Linked DNA regions of Homo sapiens: region 1 is linked to region 2. A link is an interaction called in ENCODE POLR2A ChIA-PET data of the cell type or tissue named here. Cell type or tissue: MCF 10A. All regions are shown on one strand.

The links. ChIA-PET counts read pairs that join two places held together with the same protein. Peaks named below come from ENCODE experiments on the same cell type or tissue, not always from the same donor. Only the 100,000 strongest peaks of a DNase experiment are listed, where the experiment ranks them.
Region 1: POLR2A ChIA-PET joins it to region 2 with 5 read pairs; 1 of 35 experiments calls an interaction of 5 or more read pairs at or near these places.

What each region holds. Positions count from the first base shown.
Region 1 is chr15:43,599,849-43,604,848 of GRCh38, forward strand. STRC (stereocilin) reads right to left here. Exons shown (of 29, transcript NM_153700.2): 20 at 4,802-4,998; 21 at 4,513-4,603; 22 at 4,148-4,304; 23 at 3,394-3,563; 24 at 1,548-1,703; 25 at 1,024-1,166; 26 at 686-834; 27 at 348-445; 28 at 112-259. It also overlaps the pseudogene RNU6-554P. Among named protein-coding and RNA genes, the nearest start is that of CKMT1B, 8.3 kb to the left of the region's middle. In MCF 10A, no CTCF peak of the experiment used is centred here; a DNase peak (open chromatin) is centred at 2,613.
Region 2 is chr15:43,438,695-43,443,694 of GRCh38, forward strand. TP53BP1 (tumor protein p53 binding protein 1) reads right to left here. Exons shown (of 28, transcript NM_001141980.3): 15 at 2,832-2,889. Among named protein-coding and RNA genes, the nearest start is that of TP53BP1, 52 kb to the right of the region's middle. RefSeq lists an enhancer at 3,320-3,923. In MCF 10A, a CTCF peak has its summit at 2,317 (motif pointing right); a DNase peak (open chromatin) is centred at 2,357.

The sequences.
Region 1 (5,000 bases), 160 kb after region 2:
CTTCACTCCAGGGATCTCCCTGGGTGCACTCTAAGAGCCAGACAGCACCAAATTAGGGGTTTGATTCTGGGTCAGGAGATGGAGGATCAAGCTGTGCAGCTGGGAACTCACCTTGCTGTTCTGGGCTCTCCTTTCCCTCATGTTGGGCCCATGCAACTGCTCGTCGCTGCTCAGGACTCAGAAAGGCCATTTGCTCAGGAGTGACAGCCACAGCCTGAGCACTGGTGAGACTAGATAGTTGGATGGGACTAAACACCACCTGAGGGCAGGGGTAGGAATCAGTGCATGCATGTAGTCCCCATTGGGCCCTGGCTCTCCTGTGGTCACCCCAGTCCATTAATACTTACAGCAAATTTAGGAGGAGGGATGACAGAAATGGCAAGAGGAGTAACGCCCTGGATCTGTCCCCGCAGCAGTGCTGAAAGAGCCAGGTCTGGGATCCCAGCTGTTGAAGCAAGTGGCATCCAAACATTGTCTTAGACTGACCTTCCCTCTCTTCAAACCTATAGACCTTCTCTAACTACTCCCAAAGTGCCCTATCATAGACCTTCCCCAATATGTCTCTAGCCCCTTATTTAAACACCCTCAGGCCCCCACCTTAAGAATTGCAGGGCAGTCTTCCATCCAGTCCACCCATGGTATAGAAACCAAACCAACTTGCACCAGCAGTGGCCCAGCTCCCCACCTGCTATGGTGCCAATTTCAGTGAAGATCTCAGGCCCCCAGTTACTGATTGGGCCAAACCCACCAGGCAGTACAAGTAGGTGGGCCAGAACCTCCAGTTGTTCCTCAGAGCACTGGAGATGCAGGGTGCCGAGGAAGAGAGCTGCTTGGCTGTAGAACAGTAGGAAGGAAGGAAGAAGAATTCGGCTTCAGTGAAAGGGGCTGTGGTCATGAGACAAAGGAAGAGATGGCTTCAAATGAGTTCCCTTCCTCCATGGGACCAGACCTTCATGATCCTTCTTTCCCCAGTAAGTCCACCTTTACCTCAGCACCACCACCCTCAGCCCCTTCACAAATGACCTGAACTCCCAACTGCTGATGTGCTGGAGCTCCTCTGGCCGCAGTCCACAGAGAGTATAACCCAGCGCTGTCAGATGAACGAAGTCCAGGTGGCTCACATGCCGACCACTCTGCCGTAGGAAACTGGAGACCACAATGCGGAGCTGGGGTGGGGGGTGGGAGAAGAGGGGAAGGAGGAAAGTTATGGAGAATTAATGGACAGGGAAGTGATAGGTGTTACTGGGTTATATTCTGTTACTATTAAGACCTAAGGAGTCATGGGGAAGGCTGAGGACTCAGAAAAGAAAAGGAAAGAAAAAGAGGAAGCCTCCAGGAAAAGAGGTAGGAGACAGTATTATGTGTCCAGGGCCTCAGAGTGAATAAATCAGAGTCCTGAAGGTCACTAGTATGGGGTATCAACAAAAGATAGAAAGAAGGACCAGGTAGGGTCACAGGAAAAAAATTCCTTGGGCTTTAGATGATCTATAGGGCTGGGTCTGTGGGATGGGTGTTTGGGAAGCCGTAGGGAGGAGGAAAAGTGTTACCTGAGTGGTGCTCCAGCCATCTATCTGCCCCAGGGTGCTCAGCACTCCCCAGTCCACTAGGATCAGCTCCTGTAGTTCCCGATCTCCTAGACCTATTAAGAGCCTACCAAGCTGCAGGATCTGCTCAGGACGAAATCCCCGGGGGGGACCCCACAACTAGGAGAAAGACAGGAACAATGTGAGTGGAAAAGCAGTGGATTGGGAGTCATACTGCTGGGTTTTAAGTCTTGCCTCTGCCCTTAGCTGTATAACTCTAGGTAAATCATTTGCCTTTTCTTTAGTTTCCTCCACTATAAAATGAGACCGTTGCCTTACAGTTCCTCTAAGGTGTTTTGAAAGACATTACAATCAGTGGAAAAGAAGAGCAAACTAACTCTAGTCCATGAGTTCCACACTTTTATGTGCATCAGACACAGAGACGCTTATTAAAACAGATGCCTAGGGCCCAGCACAGTGGCTAACAGCTGTAATCCCAGCACTTTGGGAGGCTGAGGTGGGAGGATTGCTTGAGCCCAGAAGTTCGAGACCATCCTGGGCAACATAGTGAAACCCCATCTCTACCAAAGATACAAAAATTAGCCAGGTGTGGTGCACCTGTAGTCCCAGCTACTTGAGAGGCTGAGGCAGGAGGATCGTTTGAACCCAGGATGTAGAGGTTACAGTGAGCCAAGATCACACCACTGCACTCCAGCCTGGATGCTGGGTGACAGAGTGAGACTCTGTCTCAAAAAAAAAAAAAAAAAAAAAAAAAGGAGATGCAGATGTCTAGACTCTTTCCCCCAGAGGCTTATTTTTTAATTTATGAGACAGGGTCTTGCTCTGACACCCAGGCTGGAGGGCAGTGGTGCGATCTTGGCACATTGCACCCTCCACCTCCTGCACTCATGGGATTCTCCTACCCCAGCCTCCTGAGTAGCTGGGATTACAGGCATGTGCCGCCACACCCAGCTAATGTTTTTTCTATTTTTAGTAGAGACAGGGTTTCACCATGTTGCCCAGTCTGGTCTCTAACTCCTGGGCTCAAGCAATCCACCTGCCTCCGCCTCCCAAAGTGCTGTGATTACAGGCATGAGTCACTGCGCCCAGCCTCCCCAAAGGTTTTTATTAAGTCAGTGAAGCATGGTAATCTGGCACTGGCACTGTTCCCATGCTCAGTTCAGCAGCACATACCCCAAAAAATTGGAATGATACAGAGATTTGCATGGCGCCTGTGCAAGGATAACACGCAAATTCATGAAGCATGCCTTTTTTTTTTTTTTTTTTTTTTGAGATGGAGTCTTGCTCTGTCACCCAGGATGGAGTGCATTGGCTTGACTTCGGCTCACTGCAAGCTCCCCCTCCCAGGTTCACGCCATTCTCCTGCCTCAGCCTCCCAAGTAGCTGGGACAACAAGTGTGCACCACCATGCCCGGCTAACTTTTTTGTATTTTTAGTAGAGACCGTGTTTCGCCGTGTTAGACAGGATGGTCTTGATCTCCTGACCTCGTGATCTGCCCGCCTTGGCCTCCCAAAGTTCTGAGATTATAGGCGTGAGCCGCTGCACCCAGCCGAAGCATGCCATTATTTTTTTAAGAAAGAAAAAAAAATAAAGAAAAAAATCTGTTCCCTTGATGATCGTGATATGCATTAAAATTTGGTAACCACTGCTTTCGTCCCTCTATTCATTATACTAGCTCTCTTTCCTCAATATTTATCTCCCTTCACCTCCTACTTGTGACCCAAATCTTCTAACTCTTCTATCTCTTGCTTCCCCCACCTCTCATCCAACTCTCCATTCTCTTTGTGTCCTACATCACACCCAAATAGCTTCCTCATGGCCAACCCCAGTTGGCTCTCCATCCCTAACCTGTTTTGCTTTGCCCATGGCTGCCCGCAGTTCCTCAGGCCCAAGTCCTGGGTCTCCTGCAAATAATGTCAGGCAGTCCTCAAAGTCTGAGAGCTCCATCTCTGCAATCTGGGTTGCAGACCAGGCTGCTGGGAATGTCCCTCGTACATCTGCACAATTTGGCACAGGTTCTGAAGGGGGAAGGCAGGGCCAGGAGGTCAGCGCAGTAATAAAATATGCCCAGAGAGATATCTGTAGATAGAGTGAGTCTTCCAACCTTTGGAGGATAGAGCACTGTGAGAAATAGGGATCAAAGGAGTATTACAGAGTAATATGTATAGGGCTTAGGAGATAATAGAACAAGAAGTGATTGGAGATGCCAAGACTTTTATAGATGGAAGACTGAGGATGTTATTCAGAGATTTAATGGTAGCACTGAATTTGAACCCAGTTCTCCAGCCTCACAATGTCTCCTTCAAAGCTTCTAGGGATCTCCCCAGCAGAGAGCTCCACACTTAGCCGAGCTAGAGCTGAGTCTAGAGCAGACACGAGAGAGCAGGAAAATGGAAGTTCTGGGCTAAAAGAAAACTTAATAGTTTACAAACTCCCAGAACTACAGAATTCTAGAACTACAAGAGGCTTGAAGATCATCCCTCTAAACTCTTTGCTTTATAAATTAGAAAACCCAGTCCCAGGGAAGAGCACATGTAGAACCCAGACCGTTTGATACTCCCTGTACATCCTGCTGGACATATAAGTATTTGGGTAGTTTCACCTGGAAGATCCTCAGCAGCTGGTCGCACCACCCCTGCTACCAGGGCTGCTTTCTTGGCAGCAAGCTGTGGCTCCCTACACAGCTGTCCAACTCTGCTCTGCTCCCAGCTCTGCTGCTTTTCTAGAAGCCGCTCCAGGGTCTCTGGACCCAAGGCCTCCTGCATGAGAAGGTAGAAGGAGAGTGGGGAGATCTGGACAGATCAGGACCTGCTGCTATAGCTCTAAGTCCAAAGTCCTGTCTCTGTTTTGCAGTCTCCCCCCAGATCTAGGCTTCATATCCTTTGCCCTCTTTGGCCACGGGTCCCCATAACCAGCTCACCAGTCCCCTCTATGCATTTACTCCCTTCCCTTCTTCCTTCATCTCACCCTGGGGATCAAGGAAATTGCCTCAGTAGACAGAGTGAATACTAGGCGTCCAGCTTGCTCTACTTCATCCTGGCTCCACAACTCTGGTTTCCTGGGGACAGGAAGAAAATCGGGGGCTGGGGAGCTGAGGGAACTGTGAGGAAAAGGAAGGGGAAAAGAGGACATGCTAGGATTTCGGACACAGGGCTCCAGGGGACCTTAAGAATATGGAACAGGCTGCCACTGATGATGGTGGCTGAGGGACTGGGTATAGAATGAGTTAGAATCTGAAGTTCTCGAAGGTCCATACCCAAGAACAGACTCCTGCAATAGCAGCCATCCCAGCTCTGTGGCAAATGTCTCTCCTAGGCAGAAGCCTTGCAGCTGACTGAGATGGGACAGCAGGATCTGTAGGGGGATCTGTCGTGTGCTCTCTGTCCCCAGGAATCCAACCAAAGGGCCTAAGGTCTCCAGCACTTCCCCTGAGACTGGAGTCTCCTTTGGAGCCT
Region 2 (5,000 bases):
TGTACCTTCAACAAATAATTTGCAAGCAAGAGGCAAAAAAAAAAAAAAAAAAAAAAAAAAAAGACTGGAGGGGTACTCTGTATTTTAAAAGACTTAAAGAGATATAATCAAATGCAATATGCAGACCTTATTTAGATCTTGAGTCAAACTGTAAAACACCATTTATGAGACAATCAGAGAAATCTGAACATTGAATATTTCATGATATTAAGGAACCATTGTCAATTTTTTAAAGTATGATAATAGTAATACGGTTAAGTTTAAAATAAGAATCCTTATCTTTTGGAGACAGCACTGAAGTATTTCAGATAAAATTATATAATGCTGAAATTATCTTCAAAATAATTCAGTAGGGAGGGGGGTGCTGGAAATATAAATGAATCAAGACTGGCCATAAGAAATTTTTGGAACTGGGTGATGAATACATGGCAGTCCATTATACTACTCTCTCTACTTTCGTATATGCTTGAAACCTTCTGTAGTAAAATGATTGAGAAATAAGGTGACAGCAAGTAATTTGAACAGAGTACAGTTACAAACAACACTTAAAAGTTTCATGTACGCTGGGCACGGTGGCTTATACCTGTAATCCTACCACTTTGGGAGGCCAAGCCAGGTGGATCACTTGAGCTTCAGGAGTTAGAGACTAGCCTGGGCAACATGACGAAACCCCATCTCTACTAAAAACACAAAAATTAGCCCCTGGTGGCAGGTGCCTGTAGTCCCAGCACCCTGTGGGGTTGAGGCAGGAGGATCGCTTGAGCCTGGGAGGTCAAGGCTGCAGTGAACTGTGATTGCACCACTGCACTGCAGCCTGGTTGACAAAGTGAGACCCTGTCTCAAACAAACAAACAAAAAATCTCCACCTAAATGCAGATGAACCAAGGACCACTTCCAATATTGTGACAGAGCTTACTTTAGATGATTTGTTAGAGTGAACACAATAGCAAACAAGTCGAATTTTTTTAAATTTAGATTCTTATATAGAAAAATTTATTCACAACAATATCAAAAATTTCATCTCATTCTAGGATCCACCATTCCAACCCTCTGCTCAAAGTTTTTCCTTATTTTCTCCTCTCTACTTTCTACCCTAAGAGTTCTAGAAGCTTCAGCAACATACTCTGTTCCCTCTGAATATGCACAAGTACAGACTAATAACAACTTATTCCTGGCCAAAAATTCTGTTAAAGCCAAATGGACCAGATACACACTCCACTTTCTTCAGCTTCTAAGACTATATATCATTAAGGGATCTTCAAATGAAAAAGGACTCTACGGTACTTATGTTTCAGATTAAATATACTAATAGCCCAATGAGGAACTAATCTCTCTAAGACATAGCTAAGAACAGATCAAAAGACTTTGAAAAAGGTCAGAAACTCACAAGTGAGGTCACATTTAGTCCACAGGCCTCTTTTATTTGATATTTTATTTTTAAAAATCCAGATTTCTTTCTAAAAACAAAGATGTGGCAACAAGAAGTTTGCAGTTTCACATGACAACTACTGGCTGGAGTTGAGTGGGGCACACCCTTTCACATGGACCATACATTCAGTTTGCCATTGTCCTCAACACTCTGTCTTGCGGGCGGATCACGAGGTCAGGAGATCGAGACCATCCTGGCTAACACGGTGAAACCCCGTCTCCACTAAAAATACAAAAAAAAAATTAGCCAGGCGTGGTGGCTGGCACCTGTAGTCCCAGCTACTTGGGAGGCTGAGGCAGGAGAATGGTGTGGACCCGGGAGGCGGAGCTTGCAGTGAGCGGAGATCGTGCCACTGCACTCCAGCCTGGATGACAGAGTGAGACTCCGTCTCAAAAAAAAAAACAAAAAAAAAACACTCTGTCTTGTACCTAGCCACTTTAGTTATTAACAGTACCCGCCTAGCCTCTAATTTAAGAATTCTTGGTGGGGCATGGTAGCTCACATCTGTAATCCTAGCACTTTGGGAAGTCAAGGCAGGTGGATCACTTGAGCCCAGGAGTTCAAGGCCAGCCTGGGCAACATAGTAAAATCCTCATCTCTACAAAAAATACAAAAATTAGCCAGATGAGGTGGTACATGCCTGTAGCCCCAGCTACTCAGGTGGCTGAGGCAGGAGGATAGCTGGAGGTCAGGATGTTGAGGTCACAGTGAGCCATGATCTCACCACCGCACTCCAGCCTGGGCAACAGAGCAAGATTCTGTCTCAAAAAATAAAAAAGAAAATAAAAGAAGAATTCTTGCCTATGTTTCACCAACTGCTATTAGCGTTTTCAGGCTGGATGACTCATGCCTGAAACAATTGTATTCTCACAGCCACCAGATGGCAAAGCTTACCAACCAAAACCTCAGTATGGGGTCATACTCGTCCTCAAAGCATTACAACATCCATGACAAAGCAAAAATAACAGCTCAACATAGTAGTTAATTTGGCAGGCAGAAGAGAAAATGACCTGAGGCTGCAGCTGAGTATGCGATTGCAGAAGGAACAAGGTCTGTAGCTATCTCTTGTTAATCCTTCTTTTTCTCATCAATTGGATCAACAATCCTGAGATTGTGGAGACTCTTGTATCAGCAACAGAAAAAAGGGGGGAAAGGAACTCTCACATGAACAAAAGTAAAGACATTTCAATTATCTTAGTTCTAGGTGTAGAAAAAAGCTTCACTGAACTTAAAAAAGTATTAACTAAAAAGTCTATGATCCATTCAAAACATTGCTAAATCCTTTATGAAAGAGTCTCATTTTAACTTTCTCATTTTAACTTTTTTCCTTTGTTGATAAACCATCTACCCTCATCACCAGTAGCTGTGTATTAAACTCTAAATAGCATCCAGCTTTGGTTACCTGGCAACAGACTCAGCAACAGCAGTAGATCCATTTTTTCTTTCACCAGTTGCAGGCTCTGAATAAAAACAAAACCAAGGAGAGAAAGGAAAGAGAAACAGAATTTAGTTAGTATCACACCTAAACCTTCACTCTGCTCTACTAGTATTTGCAAAAAATAACAAAAAGAAATAAAAATAAGTAAAACTAGTAAGTATAAACATACAAACATTTCTTGTAATTTTATTTATTTATTTCTTTATTTTGAGACAGTCTCACTCTATCACCCAAGCTGGAGGGCAGTAGCGTGATCTCAGCTCACTGCAACCTCCGCCTCCTGGGTTCAAGCGATCTCCTGCCTCAACCTCCCGAGTAGCTGGGACTACAGGCATGCGCCACCACGTCCAGCTAATTTTTTGTATTTTTTAGGAAAGACAGGGTTTTGCCAAGTTTCCCAAGCTGGTCTCAAACTCCTGAAATCAAGTGATCTGCCAGATTTCTTGTTTTTTGTTTGTTTGTTTTGAGACAACAGTCTCGCTCTGTCACCCAGGCTGCAGTGCAGGCCAGATTTGTTTTAATTTTTTTTTTTTTTTTTTTTTGAGACAGAGTCTCACTCTGTCGCCCAGGCTGGAGTGCAGTGGCGCAATCTCGGCTCACTGCAAGCTCTGCCTCCCGGGTTCACGCCATTCTCCTGCCTCAGCCTCCCCAGCAGCTGAAACTACAGGTGCCCGCCACCACGCCCGGCTAATTTTTTTGTATTTTTAGTCGAGACGGGGTTTCACCGTGTTAGCCAGGATGGTCTCAATCTCCTGACCTCGTGATCCGCCCGCCTCGGTCTCCCAAAGTGCTGGGATTACAGGCAAGAGCCACTGTGCCCGGCTGGCTATTTCTTGTAATTTAATGGTACAAGTTTTTCTCACTTCCACCAATCAATTTTCTTTCAAACTTCCTATAAAAGACTAATAAGATTGGCAAGAAATACAATACAATGAGTAACTTTTTTTTTTTTTGGAGACAGAGTCTTACTCCGTTGCCCAGGCTAGAGTGCAGCGGCGTAATCTCGACTTGCTGCAACCTGTGTCTCCTGGGTTCAAGCGATTCTCATGCCTCACCCTCCTGAGTAGCTGGGATTACAGGTGTGCACCACCACACCCAGCTAATTTTTGTATTTTTAGTAGAGATGGGGTTTCACCATGTTGACCAGGCTGGTCTCAAACTTCCGACCTCAGGTGATTCACCCGCCTCAGGTTCCCAAAGTGTGCTGGGATTACACATACGAGCTACGACACCTAGCCCTTAGCAGTAATATTCTTTTTTTTTTTTTTTTTTTTTTTTTTTGGAGACAGAATCTCACTCTGTTGCTCAGGCTGGAGTGCAGTGGCATGATCTCAGCTCACTGCAACCTCCGCCTCTCGGGTTCAAGAGATTCTGCTGCCTTAGCCTCCCGAGTAGCTGGGATTACAGGTACCTGCCACCATGTCCGGCTAATTTTTATATTTTTAGTAGAGATGGGGTTTCACCATCTTGGCCAGGCTGGTCTCGAACTCCTGACCTCAGGTGATCCACCCACCTCAGCCTCCCAAAGTGCTGGGATTACAGGCATGAGCCACCACACCCGGCCAGCAGTAACATTCTTAAATGAAAATTAAACTTCTGAATCCAAATTCATCTCTGCCCATATAAGAAGTTAAAAAAGTATGTAATAATACAAAATTAAAAACCAAAAACTTTTTAAAATTTATATCATATTAAAAACAAATTAAAAATAAAAGAACTTAATAAAATAAGTAGAAAATATTTTAGGTTGATGAACTAATTTTAAATAGTTTTTAGAGCACCCACAAATAGAAGGTACCCAAGTTCTTCCCAAAGTGCTTTAGGACAGACACTTCAAAAACAAAGGGTGGCCAGGCACGGTGGCTCACTCATGTAATCCCAATACTTTGAGAGGCCAAGGCAGGAGGATCGCTTGAGCCCAGGAGTTCAACACCAGCCTGGCTAACATGGCGAAGCCCCATCTCTATAATAAATACAAAAATTAACCAGGCATGGGTGGTGGGCGTGCCTGTAGTCCCACCTACTCAGGGGGCTAAGATGGGAGGATCGCTTGAGCCTGGGAGATGGAGGCTGCAGTGAGCTGAGATCACCCCATTGCACTCCAGCCTGGGTGACAGGGAGAAGCCCTGTCTC